Regions from separate parts of the Homo sapiens genome. Here regions 1, 3, 4, 5 and 6 are each linked to region 2. Evidence: chromatin loops called from intact Hi-C (ENCODE). Cell type or tissue: heart left ventricle. All regions are shown on one strand. Region 1 has its middle 25 kb from the start of MIR4294. Region 2 holds the start of VSTM4 (V-set and transmembrane domain containing 4). Region 3 overlaps VSTM4 (V-set and transmembrane domain containing 4). Region 4 overlaps WDFY4 (WDFY family member 4). Region 5 overlaps TMEM273 (transmembrane protein 273). Region 6 overlaps TMEM273 (transmembrane protein 273).

The links. Hi-C counts contacts between places; a loop is a spot of excess contacts. Peaks named below come from ENCODE experiments on the same cell type or tissue, not always from the same donor. Only the 100,000 strongest peaks of a DNase experiment are listed, where the experiment ranks them.
Region 1: it touches region 2 in a loop (2.7-fold over the local background); 18 of 110 quality-filtered maps call a loop at or near these places.
Region 3: a loop joins it to region 2, with 3 times the contacts of the local background. A loop is called at or near these places in 13 of 110 quality-filtered maps.
Region 4: a loop joins it to region 2, with 2.9 times the contacts of the local background. A loop is called at or near these places in 20 of 110 quality-filtered maps.
Region 5: a loop joins it to region 2, with 2.1 times the contacts of the local background. A loop is called at or near these places in 8 of 110 quality-filtered maps.
Region 6: it touches region 2 in a loop (2.1-fold over the local background); 7 of 110 quality-filtered maps call a loop at or near these places.

Annotation. Positions count from the first base shown.
Region 1 is chr10:49,008,514-49,013,513 of GRCh38, reverse strand. No RefSeq gene overlaps it. Among named protein-coding and RNA genes, the nearest start is that of MIR4294, 25 kb to the right of the region's middle. RefSeq lists a silencer at 1,339-1,594. In heart left ventricle, no CTCF peak of the experiment used is centred here; a DNase peak (open chromatin) is centred at 3,040; H3K27ac peaks cover 2,036 bases.
Region 2 is chr10:49,112,579-49,117,578 of GRCh38, reverse strand. VSTM4 (V-set and transmembrane domain containing 4) reads left to right here and starts at 2,057. Exons shown (of 8, transcript NM_001031746.5): 1 at 2,057-2,148. The coding sequence starts at 2,094. In heart left ventricle, a CTCF peak has its summit at 2,395; DNase peaks (open chromatin) are centred at 1,788, 2,228 and 2,318; H3K4me3 peaks cover 3,052 bases; H3K27ac peaks cover 2,591 bases.
Region 3 is chr10:49,049,901-49,054,900 of GRCh38, reverse strand. All of the region lies in intron 5 of VSTM4 (V-set and transmembrane domain containing 4), which reads left to right. Among named protein-coding and RNA genes, the nearest start is that of VSTM4, 63 kb to the left of the region's middle. RefSeq lists enhancers at 1,264-1,373, 1,384-1,483. In heart left ventricle, no CTCF peak of the experiment used is centred here; no DNase peak of the experiment used is centred here; H3K27ac peaks cover 2,048 bases.
Region 4 is chr10:48,978,445-48,983,444 of GRCh38, reverse strand. WDFY4 (WDFY family member 4) reads right to left here. Exons shown (of 62, transcript NM_001394531.1): 61 at 1,967-2,078; 62 at 489-936. The coding sequence ends at 870. It overlaps LOC105378298 (a long non-coding RNA gene), which reads left to right. Exons shown (of 4, transcript XR_007062370.1): 1 at 1-146; 2 at 3,665-3,763; 3 at 4,505-4,700. Among named protein-coding and RNA genes, the nearest start is that of MIR4294, 4.6 kb to the left of the region's middle. In heart left ventricle, CTCF peaks have their summits at 1,726 and 1,937 (motif pointing left); a DNase peak (open chromatin) is centred at 1,936.
Region 5 is chr10:49,174,129-49,179,128 of GRCh38, reverse strand. All of the region lies in intron 1 of TMEM273 (transmembrane protein 273), which reads left to right. Among named protein-coding and RNA genes, the nearest start is that of TMEM273, 12 kb to the left of the region's middle. RefSeq lists enhancers at 1,427-1,766, 3,252-3,751, 3,752-4,253. In heart left ventricle, no CTCF peak of the experiment used is centred here; DNase peaks (open chromatin) are centred at 1,548 and 2,438; H3K27ac peaks cover 2,077 bases.
Region 6 is chr10:49,161,714-49,166,713 of GRCh38, reverse strand. TMEM273 (transmembrane protein 273) reads left to right here. Exons shown (of 7, transcript NM_001288740.3): 4 at 918-948; 5 at 1,431-1,509. Among named protein-coding and RNA genes, the nearest start is that of TMEM273, 24 kb to the left of the region's middle. In heart left ventricle, CTCF peaks have their summits at 1,945 (motif pointing right) and 4,939; a DNase peak (open chromatin) is centred at 1,950.

The DNA.
Region 1 (5,000 bases), 100 kb after region 2:
CTGCTTGGAAGCCAAACTTGAGAGACAAGATTTAGTGGAAGGAAAAGCAGGCTTATTCAAGAGCTGGCAGCCTGAGGAGATGGCAGACTAGTGTTGCAGAGACCATCTCAAGTCAGTACAAATTCTAGGCTCTTTTTATGTTAAAGACATGACCAACAACTGCTAACATCTGGGCACCAGCGAGGGTCCAGGAAGTTGGAAACTCCTTTGTCCTTGGTCAGATCACAAAGCTCCTATAAACCTTCAACGAAACATAGTTGTTTACATACTTCTCCTTTAATCCCAGAGTCAGTTTCAAAAACTACATGATTGCTGTTTTTGCATTTTATCTCAGTGCCCTAAAATTATCCTAGCCTACGTGCAGGAATGGATAAGGGCTCCCTTAATTGAAAATGGAGTTAGTTGTGTTAGTTCTTTTGCTCTTTCATTCTTACAATGTCTTGTTCCTGCTTCCTCATTCTTCCACCTCATCAGGATTCATTTCTAGTTTCCTTGGGGTTCTCCTTTACCATGTAACCCCTCATCTTTTTTGCACATTCAACTTCTCCTTCTATCTCCAAAATGACAAGTGTTTCTCAACCTGCACAGACCCCTCCCAAGCCACTATTCTCCTCTGGTTCCTTCTCTCTGCAGCCTGGAGTCTACACTGCCTGCTCCCTGCTGTCTGTCTCTCACCCTCTGCTGGCTGCCTTTGCTCCCCCTCCCCTGAACTCAGCTCTGCCCAAGCCCTCTGGGGTTCGCTGCTGAGCATGTGTTCTCTTGCAGAGAATGTCTTATTTTCAACCACTGTTCAGCTGTATCCCGAGGACCCCACCTCCACAGCCCCCGTGGAGCCCTCTCCTGAGCTCCATGTCCACCCACGAGCTCCCCCCTTGCAGCTCCCTCATGACTCCTGGAAGTATACACCCAATACTGAATGCATCAGAGCACCCTGCATCTCTTGATACCCAGCCATCCTGGTTAGGGCTCCACCGCTCACCCCATGGCTAAAGCTGCAAATCTAGCATTGGAGATATGGGCCACCGGCAGCAGCAGTGGAATCACTGCTGACTTATTGAAAATACCAGGTGCCTGGCACTGTGGTAAGTATGTTTTCTGTCTTATCTCATTAAGCCAGTGCTACTCTATGCCAATTTGCAGATGAAGAAGCAGAAGACCTCAGCTAGCTGGCCCAGGATGGCAGAGCTGGAGCCCTCCTCTCTCCTGTCCATCTCCCCTGCATGCCGGCACCTCCCCCATTGTCTTCATTCACATAGCTCCTGCTTCCCATCAGCTCTGATCACCTCTCTCATGGACCACCACTCTGACTCCTGACCTGTTCCCTGCCATTTAACCCACCCTCCGACATGCAGACTGGCCGAGTTACCCCTGCCCAACATCCTGCCCCGACTGCCCTCAGGATGCCCAGCACCTCGAGGAGTAGCAAGGCCCTTCATACCTGGCTCCCGCCTACCTTTCTGCAGTTTCCCCTCTGTGCTGTTGACCCAGGCCTCGGTGGCTGTGAGCTGCCACCTTGGAAGCCCAGCCCAGCGTGGTGTGGAGCTTCACGGTTGCAAGAGCAGGCCTGTGCTGGGCATGAGCGTGTCCCATGGCAGTGGCAGCATTGGCCATGATCAGAGCCCGTGGTGCGCTGCAAGCAGGCCTTGGGACTGGTGAGATCCCCACAGGCAGCCAGCCACCCAGCCCTGTCTTCAGCAGCATCTGGAACCGGAAGAGCAGGAAGCCCAGGTGGGGTCCCATGCTCTCCCAACCCCAATCACCACTGACATGGCTGCTGGCTGTGATGGCAGCCCCTGTGGCAGCACAGAGCTGGCAAGTTCAATGGGAAGTGCCTCAGCCCTCAGGAGGCAAGCAGCAGGTGAGCATAATAAGGACTGACCCCAGGGATACCTGGGAAGATGCCTTCTGGGTGTTCTTTGGCACGTTAATGGAAGGACAATCAAAGAAAGGCCCTGGCCGGGGAGTGGGACTCAGGAGGCCCTCGCTGTGCAGTGGCAGATTTTATCTCCACCCCCAGGTAGCAGTGCAGGCCTTCCCAGGTGCCAGAAGATGGTGACTTGGTTTCCAGGAACATGACCTCTCTATAGGATGTCCTCACTAAAAGAGATACTAGAGGTTGTCTACTTAAACTCCCCTTTCGTTCCCCACCATTTATACAAAAGACCACGATTTAAAGGAGAGTTTAGGTAACAGAGATGCAGGGTGGGCATCAGGATCTGGACTCAGGCTTTCTCTGCCCCTTCCATAGCTCCTCATGCCCTGGCTCTTGTCTGTGGCCTCCCTGCCCAACCCTGGAGGACAGCTGAGGCCCAGCCTTCTCCAGCAGGGCTGGATGGGAGGATTCATTGGAAGGTGGCAGCTGGGCACCTCCCGCTGAAAGAAGCACAGTCAGCCATTCTGGGAGTGGGAACTGTCTCCTAGATAAGCTTAGCTCGCTCAAGGGACATTTCAGAGGTCAACGTCAGTTCCGTAAATCTTTGCTGAGCTCCTACTATGTCAGACACTGAATTCACATGGTATTCATGTGTTCACATAGAAGCACACCAATAGGCAAAACATCCTATGATGGTTACTGTTGCCAGAGTATCTTCTGCTTGCCAGACATGGTGCCAGGGACTGCATGGCAGCCCTGAAAGGCAGGTGGCATCATTGCTACAGGATAGCTCTGAGAAATGAGGCTCAGGGTCATCCTAAGAGACTTGCCAAAGGCCACACTGTTAGTTGCAGAGCTGGATTCAAACTCAGAGTTTCCCAGTACCAATCCTGTGCTCTTCCTATTATGTCATAGGAAGTATGAGTTATATCAGAACCAAAAGACATTCTGGTATAAGAACCTAATGAGAAGTAATCCCGAGGTGTCCAGGAAACTAAAAGGAGGAAGGAGTTAGGATAGACTCTCTGGAGGAAGTGTCTGTCTGAGTTGAGCCCTGGAGGAGGGGCAAGAATCTGCCAGGAGGCAGAGGGCGGGGACCTTCCTGGCCCATAAAGACCAGCCAGTAGGGCCAGCCCTGGTCAGGGAGTGGGACTCTTCTGGGGAAGCAGGCCTCTTCTGGGGAAGTGCCAGGTCCCAGAGAGCAGGAGCATTTGGCCCCTTGGTGGCCAGCCCACCTCGGGGACTGTAATAAACAGTGGACCCAGAAGCTACCTGGGAACTGAGATGGGCTGAAGGGATTTCAAGTAGTGAACAAGCGAAGAGGGCTCTGGTGGCTTCACACTGTCTCTCCAAACCAGCTCACAAGGTAGTCTTGTTCCAGGATGAGGAAACTGAGGCCATTTAGAAGTTAGAATACATGCTACAGTGAAAAGGATACTCTGGTATGCCTACGGTGTAGCCAAAAGAACAAAAAGATTAATTGCAGAGAAAGGTTCTGTGCTTTAAGTCCTCTCTAAATCCAGGCATTCTTCACACTCTCATCCCCAGTGAAGGGGTCTGGAAGGCCCAGTTACTTCTAGCTTCTATTTGTTTTTCTTGGACAGATTGGGAATCTATATGAAAATTATTGTCCCCATGGTTGATTCCAGATATCTCAGTAAAGATGGAGACAGTTGCTAATGTACAATCACCTGTTTATTTCCACCTGACCATTGACAGAACGTGACTGGCTGGAAGAGATGTCAGTGAGGTTATTCACCCAGGGTTTGGAACTTCTTGAGTTAACAGACATGGGTATGCAGAGACACTGTTTTCTTGACCCCTCAACCCTGGAGGCTTCTCCTGTCTTATCTCAATCTGGACAGCAACCACGCTACTTGAGGCTGACACCACCATCTGGGGGCAATTCCTGAAAACCTGCAGAGAGCCTTGGCTTCACCTGTCCTTCACGTGCACCTGCCCTCCATCATAGCTCCGTCATAGCTCAGCTGGGTTTTTTGTTGTTGCTGCTGTTTTTTGTTTTGTTTTGTTTTGTTTTCATCTCCTCTGCATTCTTGCACATTCTCTTCCTAATCCAACCTTGCTCCAAATCTCTCTCTGTTTTTATTTCATTCTCTGCCCCTCCCTCTCTCCCTGTCTCGTTATTCTATTTGCAAGTAAAACAATAATATGTGTCACATGCAGGCTGTAAACTAACAGAGCATTCCAAGCTGTGCTGTCTAGCTTTGGCACCAGACTCAGGACTGGATTTCCCAGCAGGGGCTTGGTGTCTGGAGTTGTTTCCCCTCACACGCCACGCCATTTGCTTTCTCTTGCTTCAGCTATGGCTTTTCTTACTGTAGGGTGAGCATTGGGTTTAGGGTCAGAAGCTCTGGTCCAAAACTCGAGTCTCCTTTTCCATGGCTCTGTGTCTTTGAGAAGCCACTTGAGCTCTCTGACCTGCAGCGTCCTCATTTGAAAAGTGGCTAGGGCCAACAGGACTGTTTACAGTCACCTTCCCATCTGGAACAAATTCGTCTCCAGGGCAGAGGGCAGGGGCGGGTGAGGATGCTGCAGGGACATGGGGGGCTGCGCCCCAGGGCCAAGCTGTCCCACAGTCCTGGAGCTGGGAGTAGTCATGCTGGGAGTTAGAGAGCCCAGGGCTGTCTCCCTCATCAGCTTGCTCTCGGTGTGGCCTGGAGATAAAACCCTCGGCTCATTAATGTCATATGACCTGTGTGAACACATGGAGCACTGTGCCCGGCACAGAGGCCGTTCCACAAGCTTCAGCTCCCGTCATTGCCGGGGACCTTCCCTGACACTGGCGATCAGTCCCCAGCTTCTAGCAGGGCTTGTCTGGCAGGGTCTTCCTTCCTTAGACTGTTCTTCCTTGGGGAACAAGGTCATTAAAGGATGGCTTTCTTCTCTCCTGGGGACAGTGAGGGCAGGCCCTGTCAGCTGGGTCACCACACTATCCCTGCCACCTGTCACAGAGCTACTACCTCACACTGCTTCTCAATACTTAGAAATACAACCAACTGCGGAGAAGGACTGGGAAGGTGCTTTGAAAATTAAAAAACAAAAACAGAAAGAAAAACAAAAACAAAACAAAAACCACAACCCGCAAGGCAGGGATTTCCTTTTTTTT
Region 2 (5,000 bases):
TTTAGCAATATACAACGACCAAAGCAGGAGTTGCCTCCTCCAAGGGTGGCTGACACATCTAAGGGGTCCCTTCTGCTTTTCACCAACTGGGAGAGTAAATTGAGACCAGCAGGTTGAGGTGGGAGGTTACCAAGGATACCAAATGGCCCTGCCACATCTCTAGCTGCTCTTAGTACAGCCATGTCAAGACGCCATTTTACATGTGTCACCTTCACTTGACAAATGAAATTCAGAGAGGTTGTGCTGCTCCAGGACCCAAGGTTGTTGCCCAGCCAGAGCGGGTCACAGATCCACTTTCAGAACCAGTGCTCCTCTTCAGACATCCTCCCTCAGTCTGCCAAACACTGCCCCAGGCTCCAGGGCTGAGTCAACAGTCTGCAGTCAGAGTCCAAGTTCCCAGTTCAGACATTTGGTGCCCCACAGAACCTTGTACGGGTCCCTGGTCTTCTTTGAGCCTGAATTTACTAATTTGTAAAATGAGGCCTAGGACATTATGTGGATGGGACGTGAGGCTCGTTTGCTCATGTATAAAATTGGTTTCCAAACTCTGGTCTGGAAGCCTCACTTGGTTCTAGTTTGCATTCCTGGGCTGCAGGAGTCCATCTGACCCCAGTTCTAGTCCTCACTTCTTGTCCTTGGCATCATAGCCAAGTACCTTTGTTGCCAACTCACTATCGGGTCCTCAGGCCCTTCCACCAACCCAAATTATAGATGGGGCTGCTTTCTCCAGCCTGGCTGCCTTGATGGTCAGTCCAGTCCCTGCAGGGCCCTGGTCCACAGATGAGTCTCCTAGCTGGAGGATCCCATGGGGTCCAGAGACCTCTGGAAGTGCCTGGGGTTCAGAGATGTCACAGAGCCTTTGCACCCACTGGCCTGGGGTGCCTGAAGAGGATGGTCCCTCTGGGGAATGCCCTGGGGCTCACACTAGTGGGCTGCACCCTCTTTCCATGCCACCCACACCTCCTCACTCCCTTAGAGGGAAGGAGATGAGGGCCCTGTCTCCTCCTCCTCCTACAGGGACCCACTCCCAACCAGGGCCCACCTGCTAGCTGCTGCTACCCCTCACTGGAACTCCACAAAGACCTCTCCTGATAGACACACACAGAATAGACCTAACATGTGCTTTTCTTGCTTGGAGATGGGTTAGGCTCAGACCCTAAGTTTAGAACAGTGGCAAAGAGACCAGGCATTGGCTCAGAGTGACAGGGCTCTGTGGTTGTGTGACATGGGTCTCTTTCATGTGGCTGCTTCTGCTTCCTTATGTATAGTAATAATAGTAGTGTTCACTGACACCCGTGAATCGGGTGCTGGGGCAATGCGTTAATGGGAATGGTGTAACTTGGTCTTCCTAAACACCCCAGAAGGGGTGGGCCCATTTCCCCATTTTACAGGTGCAGGAAACTGAGGCACATGGAGATTACAGAACTGTCCCAGGCCTGACCGCGGCGGGGTTCAGTAGCATCTGGAAAATCACTTTAGCCCAGGCCTGGCTGAGGCACTGTAAATGGGCACTTTTGTTAATAGTTTCCACATATTCTGGGCTGGTCTGTGTGGACCCTCTCAGTTTTCCAAGGGTTAGCACCTCGGACCCCGCCCTCCATTTCAGGGCAGCAGAAGGGGCTTCTCCCCCCTCAGCTGCTTGTTGGCTCCCGAGGGTCCTGTGGAGTGAGCGCAGGAGGCCCACGACCAGCAGGTGAGTCTCAGGCCAGAGGTTCCCTGGACGCGCCCCCACCCCCTGGCTCCCAGATCCCGCCTTCCCTTAGGAATAAGTGCATCTGTGGGCAGAGGACCGCCGGTCGCACTGCAGCTGTGTGTTCTGTGAGTCACCAGCGATCACCTTGCAGAAACTCAGTTTTCTCATCTGGGAAATGGGGCTGTTGAAAGGAGACGCCACAGATCCTGGAGCGAACCGATCGCGCGGCGGCTCCCGCGCCCGGTGCGGGCCTCGGGACCCAGCAGCCCCGGCCCCGCGTGGCAGGCGGCCCAAGGGGCGGGCCGGGGGCGGGCGCGAGCGCGGGCCCGGGGCGGGCTGGCGGCGGCCGGGCCAGGCGGCGGCGCTCTCCCGCGTCACAGCGCCGGGCGGCGGCGGGGAGATGCGGCTGCTGGCACTGGCGGCGGCCGCGCTGCTGGCGCGGGCTCCGGCTCCGGGTAAGCGCGGCGGGGCCAGGCGGGAGCGGGAAGGGTGGGGGCCGGGCGGCCGCGCCGGGGAGGCCGGGGCTCCGGGCCTGGTGGGGAGGCCCTGCCACCTCCGGGCGCGGGCGGGGGGCGGCGCTGTCACTGTCGCCAGCGCGCTCCGGTGGGCTCGCCGAGGGTCTGGCGGGCGCAGCGGCGCCTCCCCAAGGTTCAGAGGACGCCTCCCGTGAGCGCGGTCCCCGTCCCGACCTCGCCTGGGGCTGGGTACTCTCGCAGCAGCCGAGATCTTCCCAGCGGCAGGCCCCGAGGGGAGATGCAGCAGGAGCGCAGCCCAAGTTGGTGGTTCGCTTTCCTTTTTTCCACGGCAGTCAGGACACACAGCTCTTGGCAGATTCCTCGGAGCAGCAACTTCCCTTTCACTCTCTTCGGAGAGTTACTCCGAAGACAAGTCAGGAGCGGCTGGATCTGCCTTGGCCAGGAGGTGGGGAACGGGGACTTGATCGTGGGCCTTTTGAGGTGACCAGGCCTGGTGAGAGGGGCATCCACGGCTGGATGCAGCGACGCCTCTCCACCAGCACCCTGCTTTGAGGACAACTTCTTGGTCCACACTAATGGCTTTCATTCGGGTTTTACTGCTCCCACTTGTAAGTGTCTTAAGAATTTTCCCTCTTTATTCCCCAGAACTCTGTCTGGCTGCCTCAGGGCAGCAGGGGCCGTACTGGCTGGAATAATAGTAATAATACAGGTATCGATGGTCACTTTCCCTGGGTGCCTATCTGGGCCTATCTCATTTAATTACAACACTTCCAAGTAATAATGACTACAACACGTTTATATATCCAAGTATTAAAAAAAAAAAACATGAACTTGGTTAATCTCACCAATAACCTCTGAAGGAGGTGCTATTATTATCCCTATTTTATAGATGAGGAAACTGAGGCTCAGGCCCATGAACGGACTTGCCTTAATTCAGTAGGCTTGTAAGTGGTGGAGCTGGGATTTGAACCCAGTTAGCCTGGCTCTGGGCTCTGTCAATAACCACTAAACTGTGTTGCCATTGTTTTGAAAATTAGGAAACTGATGCTCAGAAGTCATTTTCCAAGAGTGATCTGGCTACCAAGTGTAGAGCTGGCATTTGAGCCAGCATTAATCCATAGATCCCAGTCTGAGGAGGAGGCACTTGGATAACAGTGGGAAGAAATCCATCTACTGTCCCCCAGCTATGAGTGCAGCCAGGTTCCCAGTGAACCTGAAATCCTTGCTGCGGGAAATGTACCTTTTCCCAGTTGTCACTGTCTCGGCTGGAAAAATGATGAGAAGTTTGCCTTGGACTGGTGGGCAGGGCCAGTTCTCGTGGTCTCTGTGGAGTAGCCAGCAGCCAGTGGTCCTTCCTCTCCCAGGCTCCATGACCACCTTCTAATTGCAGGAGCTGTCAGAGTGGGTGTCCCAGAGATTGTCTTTTGCTGGGGATCAAGGGCATTCTCACATTTCCAGAGCCCTCGGGAGCCTTGAGAGCTGGAATTCAGGAGCCTTTAGAGTCTGCCCTGGCTGTGCCCATGGTCAGCCCTGGAGGATGATAAGAGCTCCTGCTTGTGGGACACTCACTGTGTGCCACCCACTTTTCTAAGTGCCTCATTCATGACTCCTCACCACGATCCTGCTGGGAGGGGCTGGCAGACCCATTTTATACATAAGTACAGCTTCTTAACTGCTGTACTTTTCTGCCTCTCCATTTTGGGACTGACCAGGACCCTAGTGGTCACCTGGTCCCATGTCTCATTTTACAGGAAAGAAAACTGACAGACAATATATTTACGATAGCAAATCTGTAGGCTTGAGAGGTGGCTGAGCTGTCTTTGAAGCAAGATGGCCTAGGTTCGAATTCCAGCTCTGCCACTTACTATGTGAGCTTGAACAAGGGCTTAGCCTCTCTGTACCTCAGTCCTCTTGTCTATAAAATGGGAATAAACAGAGTATCAGGATAAATTGAGAAAATACATCTAAAGGGCATAGAGTTTGTACCCGGCAGGTATTAGCCTCTATCATTGGGCAAGGTGATATTTTTATCCTGGATGGAGCTATTTTCAGGTGATAGGCTAATGTGAGTGAATCAGTCCATGGGCTAGGTCTGGCATCACCTCTGCTTAGTGCTCAGTAAATACTGGCTCCTGGTGCCAAAGACTGTTAAGTAATATAACTATTTCTTTCAGAGATTTAGCTGTATGAATTCAGACTATTCTTTTAATAAGAAAGCTCACTGCTGCTGATCAGTACTGACAGTTTGCATTCCTTATAAACTTAGAGGCTCTGGTCTCCCTGAAGTGAGCAGGTGCAGTTTCTTCAGGCAGAGAGGAAGTGGGAGGCACACAGCTACGAGCACATCCCTGGCCTGCTCAGAACCGAGGGACTGTGCCCACCTCTGCATCCCAGATGAGGCTGCTGCCTTGTTCTGTTAGTTGTCCTTACTCCCTCACCTGGAAGTGGCCATCTCCCACTTCACAATGAGTAGGTTGTTCTATTCAGCTACAACGGTGTCCTAGGCTGTTTTCAGAGTGGTGTTAGTCCTTTTCATGACATTATTCAAATATAAGCAAGGGGGTTAGACACCTTAACTTTTATCCACAGGAATTTGAGATTCGTCTACAAACATAACCAGCTACATCGCTTGTGGGATCCAGTGTCAAATGAAAATGTGGGCCTCCTTGTTAAAATGTATTAAAATTTCAAGATAGCAACAGCAGAGATTAAACCATGTTGGGGTGTGAGGACTTCCAACCATGGGGTCCTGTGTGCCTGCAGGTCGTGGGCCCACGAAGCCCACTGTACTCACAGGACAGTGTGCATGTCACTTTCTATTGCTCCCACCT
Region 3 (5,000 bases), 63 kb after region 2:
GATTTGTGAAAGTCCCTTGGCTCACACAGTTCGCTGCACCTCCTGCACATCCCAGAGAGAGACTATATTAGAAGGACCATTTGATGGCCCAGGGACATTAAAGGCAGGGGTGAGGACTCCTGATGCCACATGCACTGTGGTTCAGCACAAGTTGCTTTGACCTCACATTTAGTTTTGAAAGCAGAGTGTGGCTGGGTGCATGCTTCTTAGTTATAATTATGTTTTTTGGTGGAATCAGCTCAGTTTATGCTGTTCCTCCTGCATAAACTGCTCCCCGCCTTCTGCTCCCAAATACTCTTAGTGCTAGAGGCACAAAATTCCCAGCTGGCTAGCCCACCATGCCCACCTTCATTTTGGCAGCTGACATCACTTGTTCCAGACGATTTCCAGGCACATGCCCCCTTCCTCCTCTGCGCTTCCTTCTCAGGATGGCCCTGGGTCTTAGGCACCAGCCACACCCTCAGTCCCCAAGACCCCACTACCTGGGTTGGCCTCTCCTCCTCCCTTTGGGGCAGGAGTTTGAGCAGCTGCAACAGTGCTGTGGGTTCCCCACGCTGAATCTAAATCAGACTTGAAATGCAGTAGAATGTTAATGTCTCCTTCTGGTACTTCTCTTCAGGGAGATGGTTTAAACTGGGAGTAGCCACTGTGGCTCTGGCTCTATTGACCTTGTTCCTGTTCCAGTGTTCTTGTTATCTGTTATCTGGGCTGGGTCCTGGGTCCTTGCTTCAGGGCCAGAGGAAGCAGGCCAACATGGATCAAGTCCCATGTCCCCTTCTCAGCTGGTGACTTTTGAGAAGGACCTGATCTCTCTGAGGCCCCATTTTTGCAACAAGGAGGGCCAGAGGTCACGGATACCAAGCTCTTTCCACAGTGCCTTGCATAGGATGGACACAAACATAGCTGTTACTGTTGTTAACTTTAGTTTCTGAAAAATATGGTTGCTCAGAATTTGTTCAATACCTTGCAAAATCTAGGTTGGCTGCTTTGCCTGGTGTTCTGGAGTGGCTGCCCATCGCTCAGGAATGCAGCCTCTCTCATGACCTGCCTGGTCTGTCCTGCAGCGGTGCTTTCCAGCACTGCTCTATTAGTGGGAGGGCAGCTGTCAAGGGGATGTCATGCTGTAATATCCTGGGCAGGAAGACTTTCTGATCAATGTCTAAGTTGAAACTTGCAGCCCTACTCACTGGGCTGAAACAAGGGCACCATGAAATACCCAAGTGGCAACATCATCCTCCCTGGGTAGTACCATGAAACGTCTACACTGCACCTGTACCCTGGAGACTAGGGTCAGTTGCTATTTAGCTGTTTCACACCCCATCTAATTTAGGCTATGCTCTCTCATCTGACCCTCATAACTTTGCAAGAGAGATAGCCAACATACACCTCCCCTTTTACAGATTGGTGGGTGGAAGCCCGGGGAAGTAAGTGACTTGCCCAGGGTCACCTCTCTGGTCAAAGTAGAATCAGCTTTAGTGGCCTTTTGACCCCTGTTCAGCACCTGTTCACTCAATCCAGCCGCTGTGTGTCATGGAGCAAAACTGCCAAGCCTTTGTGGGACAGAAGCTCCTTCTGGCAGGTGGCCAGGCCGGAACCTGGTACATCTTACAGCAAGGCCTCTGCACGTGCGACATCCTGCCTGCCCTTGTTGGAGGCAGAAAAATAGCCTTGCTCCACAATGAGCTCCCACAAATAGCACTTCTCTCTAATCAAACAGCTCTCTAATTTAGAGGGAGTTTCCGGGCGGGCCTGTTTTCTGTCTTTCTTGGTTTGACTCACTCCAACAAGGCTTGCTCTGTTGTGTCAGAGACAAAATATAGCCCTGTTCCAACCTGAGATGTCGAATAACTTTTCTTGTAAGTTAATCATAAGGTGGACTTTCCTTGCCAAATATTCCGACCAGTCCTGCTGGCTCAAGGGGAGAAACAAGATTCTGAGAGAGTGTCTATCCTATGTCAATGTGGTGATTCATTGTCTAAATGAGATCAAATTGTCGAAATATGAATTAAAATTAAATTTAGTGCAGTTTTACTGTTTTGAAGGAAAATTATGATGACAAAGCAGGTGTTCTCCACCTTAAGGAAATCCCTGAACATAATGTTATAAGTGCACAAAAATGATGTTCCAGAAACTTCCATTTTATATTAAACAGTTAAAAAAAATCCAAAAAGAGAATAGGAAGTGGAAATATTATTTGATTCTACACCGTGCAAGGTGCAGTTGGGGAGACTACCCAAGTTTTGAGGCAAAAGAAGAAAGGAAAATGTCAAAAGATTTTAGCAAAAACAAATTAAAAAACTGCATGGAACAAAAAGCCAGAATTCAAAGGGAATTGGGAAAAATATTTTTCAATAAATATGTCCAAATGGTGTAAAAGTTGCTTGCAAACCTGTAAGAAAAGCTCAAGATCCTAAATCAAGAGCAGAAATCAAGAAAATCCTAAATCAAGATCCAAAAAAAAAAAAAATCCTAAATCAAGAGAAGGAGCTATCCTTCCATCATAAATGAGAAAACTCCTTAGACAAACATGGGAAGTGTCCATTATCACTAGAAATCAGAGAAATGCAAATCAAAAAGGAATCAGCTTTTTCTTCATTAAATGAGTCATTTTAAAAAAATTGACAAGTGGTGTTAAGGAGGGTGACGTAGGTATTCTCATTTGTTGAGTGGCATAGCTGTGGTGTAGTACTAACTTGTCAAAAATCATTTTGACAGTAAGTATTAAATAGCCTTGAAAATGGTCCTTTTCCATGACCTGGTAATTCCAGCTTTAGAAATTCAACCCCAAAATGAAAGTCTAAGAATAAAAAACCATTATGCACAAATACATTTTTAGCAGTGTCATTTCTATATTAAACTGAGAAAGAAATGAGATCTTTAGATGTTAGGGAAATGGCTAAGTAAACATCGGCTTATTTCCTCACTGGAATAGTATGAGAATATAAATATGAAAAATTTAGATTAAGTAAATTAAGAATACAAAATTATAATATAATATGATTTAAAAAACACTATATATGAACAAGGAAGGGTTGAAAATTTGTATCTACACACAAAAAAACTGCACATGGATGTTTATAGCAGCTTTTTTCATAATTGCTAAAAATTAGAAGCAGCTGAGATGCCTTTCAGCAGGTGAATGCATAAACTGTGGTACATCCAGATGACAGAATATTACTCAGTGCCCAAAAGAAATGAGCTATCAGGCTGGGAGCAGTGGCTCATGCCTGTAATCCCAGCACTTTGGGAGGCCAAGGCGGGTGGATCACCTGAGGTCAGGAGTTCAAGACTAGCCTGACCAACATGGTGAAACCCCCTCTCTACTAAAAATACAAAAATTAGCTGGGCATGGTGGCAGGCACCTGTAATCCCCGGTACTCGGGAGGCTGAGGCAGGAGAATCGCTTGAACCCGGGAGGCGGAGGTTGCAGTGAGCTGACATCGTGCCATTGCACTCCAGCCTGGGCAACAAAGAGAGACTGTCTCAAAAAAGAAAAAAAAAAAAAAAAAAGAAATGAGCTGTCAAGCCATGAGAAGTCACGGAGGAAGGGTAATTGCATATTGCTAAGTGAAAGAGGCCAATCTGAAAAGGCTATATATTGTATCATTCCAACTCTGTGACATCCTGGAAAAGACAAAACTGTGGAGACGTTAAAAGATCGCTGGTTGCCAAGGGTTAGGGTAGAGGGAGGGATGAATAGGCAGAGCACAGAGGATACTTGGGAGTGAAACTACTCTGTATGATGCTATGATGCTGGGTTCATGCCAGTATAAATTTGTCCAAACCCATAGAATATACTGTACATCAAGAGTGAACCCTAAGGTGACCTGTGGACTTTGAGGGATACTGATGTCTAATGTCGGTTCCTCAGTTGTAGCAAATGCCCTACTCTAGTGCAGGATGTTGATCATGGGGGAGGCTGTGCATGTGTGGAGGTGGGGGCTATAAGGGAAATCTATCTTCCACTCAATGTTTCTGTGAATGTAAAACTTCTCTAAAAAATAAAGTCTGTTTAAAAGCAAAAGCAAGGAAGAGGAAAAAGAGTGAAAATATTTATGAAGATTGTGTTTTGGTTATGACAGTGTTATTTTCTTTGGTTTCCATGCCTGTAATTACCCTTTTTAAACACGAGCATGCATTATTTTATATTGGAAATAAGAAATAGGCATTTCAAGAGTTTATAAAACTACAGAATGAAGCTGAACATGTGGTTGTATATGTAAACAATTCTGAGAATTTAGGATCCCTTGTTTGCTATTGTTGGTCAAAGTTTTGTAAATTCACATTCTTTTTGGCTATTTGTGAATTTACACAATTGACCCTGTACTCTAAAGCTATGACCAGTTAGAATCTCCGTTCCCAATAAAAATAAGGCATCTTTGGGGAATCTCAGTGGGAACTGTATTCTTGGAATTTATCCCACAACGTGTGATTCAGTTTTTACTTATTTTTATATATCTAGGACTATTATTAGAATAGCCTATCTCTTATTACCCATGTGTATATTTATTTGCATTTAATTATAAACATATCCAGTAATGATTCTCCCTGTCCTGTCTCACATCTGTTTAGTTCCTTAGCACCCCCATTCTAGGGAACCACTATTTTTAAATTCTTGTGAATATTTCTGGAGCTTCTTTATGTATGTGTAAGCAAATGCTAATATATATTCTTATTTCCCCTTATTTTTATGTAAAAGTGGCACATTTTATACATTGTCCAACACCTAGCTTTTCCACTTAGCAATGCATCTTTCCTTATCAGGACACACGTAGCTTCTTCGTCTTTATACAGATGACCCTATGCACGGATTCACCATAATCTACTCAACTAGTCCCTGCTGATGGAAGATGAGCTGTCTCTAATCCATAGCTATTATAAACAGTGCTGTAATAACTGATCTTATGCACACAACATTTCCTACATGTGCAAGGATATCCATAGAACGAATTCCTGGAAATGAAATTGCCAGGTCAAAGAGTCTAAGCGCCTGTAATTTT
Region 4 (5,000 bases), 130 kb after region 2:
GCCATACATTTTCAGGTGGAAAACAAAAGTCACACAGCAGTGCAGATTTCTCCAGGAAGAACTGCAGCTCGGAAGCCAAGTGTGGACCGGGGCCCTGGGAAGAGACTGCTGAGCCAGGAGTTGTCTGGAATCCTTGTCTGTTGCAGGTTGTGGAGATGGGGGTGGGAGTATCACCAAGGCGGGTGTATCACCCCAGGCCAAACTCCCTGAGTCTGCCATGGGCAGCACCCACCGCCATGTCCTGCGGCTCAGCCACAGAGGCTGGGCCTTCTTCACAGTAGCCCCTCACTCCTCAGGCCCCTACACTATGGGCAAGACGGGGAAGAGCCAGTGTCCAAGGTGGAAGATGGGGAGGGGCTGGGTGAGGCTGTGCAGGTGGATGTGCTTCCCTGAAGCCTTCCTGCCTTTCTCAGGACAGAAACACAAATACTTAGAAAGGCAGCATGGTAAGTGGAATAGAGTGGCAGTTTAAAACTGAAGAGCCCTTCTGCATTTAAAACATAGTTGCTTTAATAAAATAAAGACAATACAATAATTTCCAGTAAGCGACCCATCTTTTTTTTTTTCAGTGCAATAGCCCTTAATAAGGTGAGTCATGTGTAATTTCGTGTGCAGCTGGGCATCACCAAGTCACAGTTTCCAGCGTGCTGCTCAGCCCTCCGAGTGTGTGTGCTCATCCTTTTCATAGAAGTCCCATCGGCCATGGAGAGGGTTGGGCTGCAGAGCTGTGATTGCCAGAGGCCCTTCCTTGAGAACTGTGGGGAAGGAGGCCCTGGGGGTTTCTTCTGTAGGCAGAGCTCAGGCCCCAGTCACCTCTGCCACCCTCAGCCTGGCACTGTTGTGCCAGAGCCTCTGCTGCCTCTCTCTTCCTACCCATCTGCAGACCAGCAGAATATTCTCCCCCTCTCATCACCAACCAGGAGTTTGGTGTGGTTTCTTGGGAAGAGAAAGAAAAGACAAGAACGTTAGAGGGACAGTACCACTTGTCCCCGCCAGCACATGGGATATTGCAACTCTGGGGCTCTATCTGGGGCCCAGCGGAGCTTGCCCCTGGTCTTGTCTCCCTTGAGGCAGGGGAGGCAGTGGGAGGAATGGAGAAGGTTTCCACCTGGGGGAGGGGAAAGCATTGAGCTGTGAGGGTGGTGGCTCCCACAGCACTGTGGGGAAGCTCAGGCCCCAGGGAACAGGACGAGGCCGTGCCTCTCTCCAGTGCCTCCAGGTGAGTCTCCTGTCCCACCAGAGAAATAGCCAGGACCAGGGCAGAACAAATGGCAAGTTCTCTGCAAAAAGTGCGGCTCTGGCCCTACCATCATGCCCACCCCACTCCACTCCGCCCCACCCAGCATCTAAAACACTGTGTAGTGCCTCCACCAAGGACCCCGGAACAGCCCACGCCACGCCAGTGAGGGAGGAAGGAAGTCCGGCTCTGCAAGGTCAGCGGCCCCTAAGGCTGCACCTCGCAGTGTGTACAAGGATGTTAATGACAGTAACCACCTCCATGGGTTACTGCGAGTCAAATAACGGGTATGAAGTGTCGGGACTGATGCTTGGCTATGCTACAGCAGCTAAGAGCCCTCAGAAGGCACTTTCTGTTAATGAAGGATAATCATCACACCAAATGTTACAGTCTGCAGTGGAACTCAGGGGAAAAGGCTCTCTTTAGGATAAAATTACAAAACAATATACTTATACCTCTTGGATTTCTTAATGAATGTTTGGATATTCAAGAGCAAGAGAGCAAGGGCATGTGTGAGTTAAAAGCAAAACAAACAACAACAAAACCCTGAAAAACGTTTCCTGGGGCTCTATATGGCCACACGGGCTGCTTCCTGTGCTTGGTGGGGCCATGTCCTGGAGTGAAGTGGCCTCCTCGGCCAGGTGGCCTGGACTCAGAGCCACTGGGGCTTTCCTAAAGGTGGCTGCAGTGCCCTCTGCTGGAGACCCAGAGAAACAAGGCCGCGCTTACCTGGACACGGCCAGAGCAGTCACTGCGGGGCTGGTTTTGCTGGGCTTCCCTGTCAAAGCAATGCTAACGTCCAGCTCTCGACTCAAGGCCAGGTTCTTCTCCCACTTGTGGCCTGTGTGGAGCATGTGAGAGAAGAGTTAGAACGCCAGATCGGCTTCGCACATACAGTGTGCATCTGCACACGGGGCCGCAAACACATACGCACATATTTATATTTGTGGTCAGCAACTTGTTAAATTGAGGGGGAAATATATTTAATCTTGGCCTGTGCTGTTGCAAAAAGGGCCGTCCCAATTTAATTTGCAGGCGGTGATAGTTACATGTGCTGACGTGCCTCGGTATCCATTGTGTACCAAATTGGATTTGTGTATTATTGCTTTCTAAATTGCATGCCTAGTTCAGCAAAATTGTTCATCAGTGTTTACTGGCTTTATGCTTAATAAGATGCCCCACAATACCTTGCTGCCAGGGTGTAATGCAGCCAGTAATTGCCTAGTAAAAATAAATTACATAAAGTCGGCATTATCAACTTATCTTAATCCTCTCACGCCACAACCAGTAATTAAATGCTGAGAATGTTTTTTTCAAAAAATATAACTCAATGATTGTTACTTCACTCATTTTAATGACTGCATTTGGGGACAGACAGTAATTCCTTCAATGTGAAGGGTGAGATGGAGAGACGCCAGCTGGGTACGTCCCTGCGAGGCCACTTCCTTGGACTCAGGGCAGGAGAGATGATACAGCCCCTGCTGTCCTGAGGTGACCACCCATGTGTGCAGACAGGCCATGTGCCAGGAAATGCATGAGGGGTCCAGGTGGGAGAAACCACCTCAAAGCACACCAGGCATTTGTACATTGTGTACAAGTCTAAACAACAAGCTTCTCCCAAGCACTTTTTATGTACCAGATTGAGTCCAAATCTTTGAGGCGATTCCTGAAATAAATTGTACTCAGCTGGGTTGGGCCTTGCTGCAAATGGCAAATAAATGAATTCCAAGCAGAAATTGGATTACATCTGCCCACAAATGCAGTATGCTTAATATCTTCAAAGATCTCCTTTCTTGCCCCTTAAGACATTTGAGGGGTATAGTAATATACACGCCAAGAGGACACACATGCAAATATCCACGTGCCATGCCCAATACAGGTCCCTTTCCAACAAAGCAGTTTTGAGCAATGTAAGAACAACATGCCTTTTTATTAGAGACCTCCAGCAGTTTAGGCTTGTAAATCTGCACATATTTTAGATTTGTTAACTCTAAACTGCAGGCCAGTGTGATTATTTGAATATGTCCATGTCATCCTGTCATTTCATGTTAATCTTCCCTTGAACTGTAATCACAATCTTGGCAGTCAGTCCAATGGGGTGGCAGAGACTTAGGGTCAGGGCAGACAGAGAGGAAGGTTGTGGATCTGGGGCTCCCTGTCAGTCTAAGACCCCCTTAAGTAAGTTTCCTAATGCCATCAGCTGCTGTGTCCAGAGAGAAAAATCTCTCAAAGCCTGCAAAAATGACAATAATGACCTGCATTTGGGGTAGATTCTTGTCTGTGGCTACTATTATTCTGTCATCAGTACTCTACTAGTTAGGATGCACAGGAAGTGTCCCCATTTGACAGAAGACCAGAGAAGCTGCTGTGACAGAGTTGGGTCTAGAACCTTGTTTCCTGCTTTTTACTCTGCTTCTCATTCACTAGACCCCATGACCAGTGAGTGCAACCTCACCACAACCATTGATGCTGAATAGGAACCTGCAAATCCAATGGCACTGCCAGAATCAACTGAATGGCTCTGAGGTGACTTTCATTCATCCATTCATCCATCCATCCACCCATCCATCCATCCATCCACCCGTCCATCCATCCATCCATCCATCCATCCATCCATCCATCCATCCATCCATCCATCCTTCCATCCATCCATCCATTTACCCATCCATCCAGCATTCTTTCTCAGACATCCATTCATCAACCGTAGGCTTAGCTAATGCCGTTAGCTTACTGGGCCCCAATAGCTTCAAAAGTGGGCATTTGAGCCCAAAACTAAAATGGTGTGCAGTCTCATGCAGGTATAGCAGAAAACTGCTTTGTAAGCAGGCTGGGGAATAAGAGCCTTTCCAAGTGGAAGCAGATATGGGAGGGAGTTTGGCCTCTGCTTTCCAAAGATGTGCTGGGTTCCTTAGAATGCACACACTTCTGTCCTTTCACACTGAGATAGGCTGACTCCTTGTGGTGGTCTCCAAGTACCCTAGAGAAACAGAACCTGTGAACTGACGGAGTTCTTGATCTGCATCTTTGTGATATTATTGATCTTTGTGATGTTATTGCCTTGGCTCAGCCCAGATTGTTTACAAGGGTCCCCAGGTGTTATCTTGAAGGAAGGGACCACTAATATAGAGCCTAGGACACAGTAGAGGCTGAGCAAATGCCTGTGTGTACTTGCCTGAAGAAGAATCCACAAATGGGTGACTAAATGAATCAAAGAGGTGTGGACTGTGTTTTAGAAATGAACTAATTGCAAATGTCTACTCTTTTCAGAAGGCAGCCCTCAGAAATCTGGGAAATTCTCTCCTATGGATGATCACAGGTTCTGGGATGCAGAGCAAACAGGGAGCTAATGGAAGCACTCAGGATGATAGAATTCTAACTTCATGAAAACATGTTTGATTGTGGGTCCCAGTAAAGATGTCCCAGTTCTCGGCCAGAATCTTTTCTGAAGACTGAGCTGGAGGAGGTAATGATGGGGGCGGGGACTGGACAGCTGTGATGGATGTGATGCGGTAACAGCTTTGATGGGGAGGTTTGTACCTGTGTTCATTATGGAGGGGTTGGTGATGGTGGTTACATGCCAGTGTCTATGGTTAGGTTATTCTGAGGCCGTTGTGGCTGTGATGGCAGCAGGTGTGAGGATAGTCTGCTTGCTGGGTGACTTTGGGCAAGTCACTGAACCTCTCTGTGCCTTCCTAGGCCTCCCTAGGCTGGGCAGACCTGGGAGGAGCTGCAGCCCTTGGGCTGAGGTGGAGAGAGGGGAGGT
Region 5 (5,000 bases), 62 kb before region 2:
GATAATGGTTCTTAGTGAGATGGACTGGGCTCACTCTCCCCTGCTTGTCTGAGTGAAGCAGATGGTCAGTTGGGGAACTCCTGCCTGGACCCCAGCTGCAGCCAAGCCCTGTTCACACCTTTGCAAACTCTTTGGCCATGTTATCGAGAAGTCACTATTCAGGGCAAGAGGTGAAGGACCTGGAGCTGGACCCACAGGCTGTCTTGGAGGACTGGGACACACAGACACCCAGAGCTTTCTCTTTGATTAAGCAAATATTGATTTTCACCAAGGTCTACTGGCACATGAAAATAAGTAAGTCAGGCTCCAACCTGAGGAGCTGACAGTCTACAGGGGACAGTTGCAATGCAGTGTGTTAAATACTGAGACGAAGGACTCACAGAAGAAAAAGGAGAAGCTCTTGAACCAAACTAGAGTATCCAGGAAGGCTTCCTGGAGGAGGAGTCTTATTGAATGCTAATTGCGTACATCTCTGCCTAGGTGAAATCCTTCAGCAGCTTCCTATTGCTGCCAGCAAGTACTAAAGTGTTTACTATGTCACTGGCCTCCTAGACCTGTCACGAGCCATCCCCTGTTGTTCCTGCTCCCTGGTCTCAGGGAACATCCATCAGGTTACTGTCCAGCCTCCTCACATGTCATCTGTTTTGCATGGGATGATGCTGTTCCCCTCCAGGGTCATAGAGATACTCCCACTCCCCTCTGTACTGTCACCACCGTCAGGGGAGAGATCTGGTCTTGCTGGGCCATTGCTCTAGAACCTGCTCAGTAATTAGCACTTGTTTGAGTCAATTATTGCCCGAAGTGGAACATCAGCCTCTGGAGCCAGTCTGCAAGAATGGGACAGGTGGCGTGCCATCCTAAGAAGAGAGGACAGCCTCTGCTGAGGCCCCGGGCAAGGGCAGCATGGACTACAGGGGTTGTGCAAGAGGGGAGAATGAGAGGTGACATGGGCCAGCAAAAGAGGAGGGCTTGATGAGCCCTGGGAGGACATTGGGCCTTATTCTGTAGGATTTTAAACAGCCTTACAGGAAGAGTGCCTGGCTGCAGTGCCCCAGATGGGTTGGAGGCAGGGAGACTTACTAGGAGAAGGCAAATGGATAGTCCAGGAGAGGGGAGGCTGGCTGGATTTGTCCCAGGCCACACCAGCAGGGTCATGTTGGCTTCTGAGGCCCCAGGGCACCCATCTCTCACAGCTACTTCCCTGAGGCAAGCAGTGTGTGGCCTGAGCTCAAGGTGTGTGGCTGAGTAAACTGGTGTCCATCCCAGCTCCTGGCCAGCCCATGCTTAGCCCCACTGGCAGACAGTGTTGGACAGGCAAGGCCAGGGCTGTGTGGCAAGGAGGGCTGAGCAGACCCAGCCAGAGCTCCCTGAGCTAACCCTAGAGTCCTAAAGAAAAGAGACCCTCCCAAACCGCAGATGAGCCCTGATTGTTGAGTCACATGTGACACATTAAGATACTTTGGTCAGTTTGTAATGACTGTTCACCCTCCATGCTGCTGTGAGACTCTTCCTCGGAGCCAGTGACTCAGGCTCAGGCATGGAGCCTGAAGAGGTCACGTCACTTCCTGGGGCTTTCCCATGAAAAGAGGCCACTGTCCCCAAGAGAGGCCCTTGTCCTGACACTGGCTCCAGGACCCCACGTACACACACAAATGCAAATGCGAAGAATTTTTTTCTTTTTTATCTTGTTTTGAGAGTTCAGGAACCGGGTCAGCACTCAGGCAAACAGAGAGGGAGGTTTGTGTGCAATGGCTTAGTGCAGCTGAAAGTGAGGACCCGAATCAGGGAAACCACAGCCTGTGGCTGCCCTGGGAACTAGAGAGGGAGGGAGGAAATGCTTTTATTTCAATTTCCAAAAGACCAGATTCCCAGATAACTGCACCTGATCCCTCCACCTGGTGGTTTCCTCTGGGGACTGAGCATTGCCCAGAACTCTAGGAGAAAAGCCAGGGCTTGGGTAAGGGAACTCGCTGGTGAGTCTGATGGCTCAGGAGCCATCCTTGGTCCTGGAGGGTCTGTGGTTCAAGGTGGCCCAGGCCAGGCCTGGCTTCCTTCTGCTCTACCCATCTGACCCTGCCTCCCCTGGCGGCAGGCAGCAGGGCTGCACCTCCCCCTCTGGAAGGGGCCCCTGAAGAATGGACTGCAGGGCCATGGGGTCAGGGGGACTTCGGCTGGACCATGCGTGGGGCTTGATCTATAACTTAAATATTTAGACATGTGGCATGCTGTAGGCTCTGCAAATGTCAGGAATTGTCTTAAAAAGCTAACTAGAGTGGAGATGCCTAGCACGGATGCTGGTGCCTCGCAGGGTTTACGAATGATCTGTCCCGGTAAGTGGAGGCTGATGGGTTTAGTAAGGGGCTCCGGTGCAGGCTGTGTGCTGCCGTTTCCTCTGCAGCATCATGACCCCTTTCCCATGGTCCAGGACAGCTGTCATCCCACAGCCCCGCTCCCTGGATGCGCACTCCCCTCGGTCAGGTCCCTCAGGACTCCAGAGCAATGCTTCCCAGAGGCTGAAGAGCACAGTATGAATATTGCATGAATAATAATAACCCCACCACTTAGCGGTTATGCAACGCTTTCCTCTTCCACAATACTTTACCATCATTAATTAGTTATTCCGCACGGCTTCCAGCCTCCCCTGCTCTCTCTGCAAGGCATGCCCTGAGAGTTGCTCCTGCAAACAGGCCTGTCCTGGTCTGAAGCACCAACATCAAGTGGCCAGGCCCCTCTTCACTGGGATTGTACAGGCTATGGGAGGCCTTGGTTTGGCCATTTCTCGAAACAGCAGAGGCTTGTGCCCTTGCTGGGGAGCGCCACCTCTTTTCTGACCTGAGCACCTTCCCAGAGTGCCTCCCGGTGTGCTTGGCTCCCCATTTCACTCATGGCCCCTAGGATAGTGGCAGACACCCATCTCAGGTGGTGGCGTGTTTGCTTGTGGAAGGGCAGCTGCTGCCTGCACCTCACTCTGTGCACACACTCCTTCCGGGGACTTGTCCAGCCATGCTCTGTGTGCAATGGGGCCACTGAGCTGGGAGCCATGTTGTGTCTGGTCCAAGGCCACAGGCTGACAATGGGTGGCAGAATGGGGACTCAGATCTCTTGGTTTCAAATACCCTTCCCTCCCACCCACCATGGGAGTCATGGTGAGGTTTCAGATCCCCACAGAGAGGCTCAAAGGTGGGGCAAGTCCTTTCTCCAGTGAGTAGGGTCGGCTGGGTGTCCGGCTGTGGGGCCTCTGATCTGGCCCTCCCTGGATACCACTGTCCACCCAACCACGACAGCCTCAGGCTCCTCCTTGTTCCAGAACCCCCGTCTTCCTCAAGGCTTCAGCAGCCCCTTCCCAGGTGTGGCTCAGTGCTCACATGTGTCACCACTCCTGGTCAGAATGGACCTGGGACACCAGGTGGGGGGGGCCCTGCCCCCTTGGAGGAGCTCCTAGCCCTGGTTCAGGCCCAGGCCAGCTCTCCGCCTCCACCCCTCCATTAGCCTGAAAAGGTATTGATCAGTTTGGCTTCTGTGAGCTGAGTGTTTTAATCCCACTGTGTGAATCTTTAAGAATTAATTAGCAAAGAGTGCTCAAGAAAAACAAAGTGGGCACCAGTTTTGATACCTCCTGGTCACCCGCTGTTATTGTTTCCCTCTTAATTATGATGCTATTTCTGGAAGCTAGAGGCAAGCTCCCTGGTGCATCTCAGCCTGGGGTGGCCTCTGCATGGCCCTCCGTGGCCTCCTGCTTCTCGTTCCTGCCCAGGGTGGCGTGCGGCGAGGAGAAAAGGCACAGAGGCATTGTAGCAGGCAAGATATGAGTGGCCAAGCACTCCCACCTCTGGGAGCAGGGTGGCCACAGGACTCTCCCCTCTGCTTTTCTGAAAACCTTATCTGTCCACAGTGCCGGCCACATCTTATGCCAGTATCCCCAGCTGCTCTGACCCTGCTCAGCTTCCTTCTTTAGCCCTCAAGCCCTCTGTACCTCCTTGAATCGCCTGGCTTTTGCTTGTACCTTGTCCTCTGCCTGGTCACATTCCCTGTCTGGGCACATTCCATTCCAGTCCCTGCTGCCACCTCACCGAGACTTTATTAGCTCCAACTGGTCCTTTTGTTTTTAATTTAAATAATGATCTCTCCGGGGGAGCTTCTGTGACACTCCCAGGCTGGGTTAGGTGCCCGCCTTGGCCCACCTGGCTGGCTAATCACTGTACTTTCACGCATTAGCAGGGACTGCCGTATGTGGAATTCCTTAATCACTGCCTGTCTTCCAGAAGCCTTAGCGTCAGGGTCGCAGGGGTCCTGAGCTGGAGTTGCCAAGCAAGTGGTCTGCTCTGACACCACGCATATTGTCTTTCCGTGGATGGGGGGCGGTCCATGGAAATCAAGGAGTTGTCTAAAAGCTCCCAGAGTCCCCCTCATACCACCCCCCACCACTGCTTTGCACACCTTTTTCCCGTGTGTTCCTTTTGTACAGCTTTGCCAGGTAGGTTTGGGTTCTGCCCCAGCCTAGTTCCTTGCACAGAAAGCAAGGACCACAAGCGGCATGGGAGGGGTCTGCAGACGTCCTGTTTAGAGTCATGCTCTGATAAGACTGGAGGGTGATTGAGGAAGAGAAATCTCAGGTGGTTCCGGGGTTTGAGATGGGGACTCTGAGATTTCTGCAAGTCATGGTCTAGAAGTGTCTAGACTCCGGCAAGAGCCGAGCGATGCTGGAAGTAGGAGGACTGTGTAGCCAAGGCCCATGACCTATGCCCCTGCATTCTGCTAGAGAGAGGGCTGAACAGGTGCTATTGCACTTGGGGTAGGTGCACTTCATTTCCACTTTCAAACAGCCCCGTGGAGTGCCTGAGAAGCAGACCCATTTGTGAGCCCTGAGGCAGGGGCAGGGGCAGGGCCCGCCAGCACCCATATCACCCAAGCCAGCTAAATTTAAGAAGTATAACTTGTGTTTCACTCTGACCCCAGGGTCCACTAACATTGCAGGGTAGCACAGGATAAATGGGCAGAAA
Region 6 (5,000 bases), 49 kb before region 2:
ACTAACCCTTTGCCTCTGTTTCTCTTTCTTCTGTCTCTATCTCTCTCTGTCTCTCTATTTGTGTTCCTTTTTCTGTCTCCCTTTCCATGTCTCTGTCTTTCTGTGTCTCTTTCCCTCTGTACTTTTCCTTTCAGTTGCTCTTGGCAGTCCTGAGAATCACATTTCCTGGAGAAAGGTGGGAGAGGAACTAAAATTGGCTTCACACAGAAATTTCTGTTCTCTCATCCAAATGATGAGATCAAATAAACCCAGTCCCAGTAGGCAGCGAGGTTGGTCCTAAGTGTGGGCGGATGGTGGGAGGTTCTGTTGACACTGCCTTTGTGGGTCAAGATGAATTTTTTTTCATAAATTGGGAAAGTCCTTCTCAAAGCAGTACTGAGTAGGCCCTCAGAGAGAAACTGAGCTGGCTGACATGCACCATGGCACAGCCCTCTGCCTCCTTGGCACCCAAAGTGCAGTATTGATTTGCATCCCTTCTCTCAGGGTATCATCCCCAGACTCATCCTCTGTTGTATTAGATGGCTCACTGCAATGACGGTGCAGTTTTCCATGGGGTGCTTCTGGGGAGAATAGAGCCTCACTGCCTTCCTGGAAGACGTGATTATGATCCGTGAAGATAAGCAGAAGGGGCTGGTCTGGGCCGGGAGAGGAGGAGGCTTCCGAGATGCTGGCGTGTGCATCGCCCGAGGGGCTTAATAGGCCATGGGAGTTTGCTTATCCTTGAGTTTGCTTATCCTTGTGTATCCCCACAAATAAGGGGAGGAAACAGCCTCTTCATCACATAGCAGCCAGGCCCCGGGTCTCTCGAGGGCAACCGTGAGTGAGAGGACCAAGGAGAGGGAGGTGAAAGCTCTAGGGAATGCTCTGCACCTCTTGTCACACGACCCCCTTCCTAATGCCCGGCTTTCTCTGTTTAGACACCATCCCGCTAAAGAAGAGAGCCCCAAGGTAAGGTCACTGCCCACACAGTCAGGGAGAGGTATCGTGTTCTCTCCTGTCTTGACCGTGCCACTCCCTTGCCTGTCATCCCCAGCCTTCTCTGCACTCTGGCATGCTTTCTAGGTGACTAGAATGCACCTCGTGGTCCCCTCCTTACACTCTCTCCTCCTCTGGACCAGTGGGCAGGTGTCACAAGAGTGAGGGCCACAGGCTACAGCCGTCAAAGGGAGTAGGGCTCGCCTCTGCATAGCCTGGATTAGATCCTGTTCCACCCCCACTCAGACCCCTTCAGTGCATACCCCTGACTTTCAGAATGAGGCCTCCAGCCCCTGTCACTTGGGAGGTCACACGTGGTTTGTCCCAGGTTTCTGGGCTTCCCTGCTGGCATCAAGGTACCCTGCTCTTCTGCACAGAGCCCACGTCCTCAGGGACGGTCCTGCCTTGGGACCTTTGCACTTGCTGTTTTCTGTAATTGGAATGCTCTTTGCCAGAAAGCTGCAAGCCTCGACCCTCTTTTCCTTCAAATCCCTGCTTCAGTGTCACCACTGCATCATGGAGGGCCTATTTAAGGTACAATCCCCTCTCGACTCCAGCCACCATTCTCTTCTCTTTGCTTGGCTTTAGTTTTCTTTATAATTCTTTGCACTAGTTGATGCTATACGATATATTGATTTGTCTATTTTGCATGGGTTTTTTTCTAAAATGTAAGCTCCGGGCGGGTAGGGTCTTCCTTTTCACTTCTGTAGCACAGCACTTAGCACAGTGCCAGGGACAAAGTGGATACTTGCATATGTGTTGAATGAATGAATAAATAACTGAACATGAGGCCATGGGCTAGGTGCTGGGGGTCAAGGAGAGAGAAGTAGGACAATCTCCCCCAGTCTACAGGGGAGACAGGCAGGTCCCAGGTGGTGGCTGCACAGTGGGGGTGGGGGTCCCGGGAGGTCTATGGCAGGCTAAGCATGTGTTGCCTTGTGTCTTGGGGGTGCAGAGGGCTGCATAGCCACTAGGAGGTGCAGGGGAGCCTCAGGCTACGTGCGGAAGGACTAAGAGAAGCTCATGAATGCAGAGGGAACCCTAGTATATGTAGGCATCATGGGTAAAACCTGCCGCTGACAAACATGCAGTGTGGCAGAAGCAAGTGTTTCATGTGACGATATGGAAGGAAGCGCTGGAGAGATAGGTAGTTTCTATGCATGTACAGTCAGAGGGGCTTGTGTTAAGCAAAGGAGTCTGAAATCTGTCCTGAAACTTCTGGTCACCTACAGATGGGTTCTAAGCAGGGGAGAGAGAGAATATTTTTTGTTATATGGTGGCATGGAGGAGGGCCCAGCTGCAGCCAGGAAGATGTGCTGGAAGCCCGGACAGAGACTCAGGCCTGGTGCAAAGCCCTGCTGGAGTAAGTCCAGGTGGAGGCAATGGAAAAAATGAAAGATGGGAACAAAGTTAAGGAGGAGCTGGCCCAGGGACCTGGGATGAGGGACTGAGACAGCCACTGGAGGAGAGAAAAGAATCTAGAACAGCTCAGAGTTTTCTCTGAGCAGGTGCCCTTTGGGAAGTTGGTGGGGGAGCAGCTTTGGGCAGTGAGCTGGGTGAGATGATATTTTTTTGAACATGGTGAGCCGAAAGTTTCTGGACACTTCCATGTAGAGGAGATGTCTAGTAAGTGGCTGGCATTTAGGACAGAGGTCTGGGTTGACACAGGGTTAGTGGCTTTTAGAAAGTACCCAGAGCCCAGTCTCACCCTCCAGTTCTTCCATGGGACCAGGGACTGGGTAACTTCCAAGTAGTGTCTATTGAAGGAGCGGATGGATTAATGGCTGCATGAGGGATGAACGCATGGTGCATTGTGGCTGCGGGTCATGACTCATCAGCCCTCATGGAGTCATGCGCTTGGGATGAGCTGGACATGGATTTTCTTGAGAAGTTCACTTTTTTTGAGGATTTCTCCTCCTACAGATATTCTAGTTTTCAGCAGTGGTTTCTGATTGTGAAGCATTAAAGCACATTTCATCAACTCTGTCTCCCAGCACCCCATCTCTCCTTCTGTTTCTGACTCTCACTCTCCTTCTCTCTGTCCCCTCCCATGTCATCCCCCCACCCCAAGTTTGTGTCAGTCCACTGGGTCCTGGGCTGGAGAAGACAGGATATATAACTTATCATCCAAGACAGCACTTTGTGAGAGTGAGAAGAGGCTCTGTAAAAGTTGCACCAGGATGATAGGTGTGAGCCTGGACTGTCCTAGGGAAATAGGGATGTGTGGTCAACTTAGATTGAGTGGGCCTGTGAAGTGTCCAGGCCCCGGTGGCCACACAGCACTCCTCTTGCTGGCCATGTCACGTTCTCTGCATCTAGGGCATGTAACCAGCTTCAGGGGGTTTTGGAAATGTGTGGTCGAATTGGGGATATTTCAGGTTGAGGGACCAGAGATGCCATATGTCCCATCTCTCTCTCTCTCTCTCTCTCTCACACACACACACACACATGCACATATTCACACACCCAGACCCACATTGGCTGAAGTTGTCACATTCCTTTTTATAGAAGAAACATGCCGAACTGCTCCCAGTGCCCCCAAATCCACTGATGCGGGAGAGTAGAGTTCCATGCTGGCCAGCTCTTCACACCCCTCCCTTCCCCCCGCCCTAAGAGGCCTTTGCCCCGGGCAGCTCTGTGTTCTTCTAGCCCTAGGGGGGTTGGCACAATCACAGGTTCTCCTAAGTGTGCAGCTGCGGCACCTGGCCAGGAGGGTGTCCCAGTCCCCGCTGACCCAAGGGCAGCACTCAGATGGCTGTGGGTTGGGCGCTGAGTCAGCATCTCCCACCATGGAATCAGGGTGGACTGGCCATTATAAGGGTTTTCACACAGGGCTCTTGGAGGACATGAGGAGGCCATGGATGGAGTCTGGAAGGGTGAGAAGGATTGACTTCCTAGAACCTTTGTTGCCTTTGTGGGTCCAGGTAGCGGTAGCATCTGTGGTGAGGAGTGCAGGAGGAGTCTGTTTTGAATGGATGGGCTGTGTTGGCCATGGCGAAGACCCTGGCACCATGTGGCCTCAGGGGCCCTCTGCTGGGTGCTTAGGTACCCAGGCAGAGGACACAGACTGCTGTGGCCAGCTCAGCCCCTGTGGTCAGGAATATTGAAACATGTGGAGATTCTAGCACAGTGACCTTCTCACCACGGGGAAGGCTCTAAAGTACTAGAGCTCCCCCCAGCACAGGGACGCTACCTTGACCATCTGAATTCCTGGCACACATTGAGGGGGACTTTGAGTTAAGGCACTTTGCTTTGCAAATCGCCAGACCTTGAAGCAGACCATGCTTCAGGGACATCTTAGCCACGGACTTCACATAGAATGAAATTTCACAAAGCTCGATCCTTAATCCTGTTGTGTGTGTGCGCACGCATATGTGTGTGTGTGCATGTATTGCCTGTCTATATGTGTGTGTGCATTTATTGCCTGTGTATATGTGTGTGTATGTGCATGTGGCCATTCATGATGGACTCTGACACACATACATCTGTGTGGGATGATGCTGCTGTGAGCAATACAACACAGACCCATTTGAAAACACTGCTGAATGAGCAGTCACTGTGCTTTTTATGTTCTTATGCATGATCATCTAAGAGGAGCGTCTCTGTTATATGTGTTTTTTGGAAGTTCTGGGTTATTTTGAGCTATCAGGGCTATAGAAGGCATTTTCCATAATCCAGGAAAGATGGCTCCAATAGTTATTCAACAATGAACTTTCTGAAAGCGAAGTTCATGAGAAAACATGAAGGGATGCTAGAGGAAGCAAGTGGGTGAGGGAGGCAAGAAATAAAGGCCAGGAGAGAGGGAGGCTGGGAGGCAATGGCTGGATGGGAGTTTATACCCCTGATAATTAATACATCGCCCTCACCACGTGCAGGGAGCTGTTCTTGGCAGGTATCGTAACAGAGCTCCTCTGCAAATAGAGGGACTTTCAGAGAGGAGAAGCAGGATTCGAGTTTCCAAAACTAACACTAGATGGAGTCAGGCTGAGTCATGAGGAAGTCAGACCCAAAAGAGCAAGCTAATG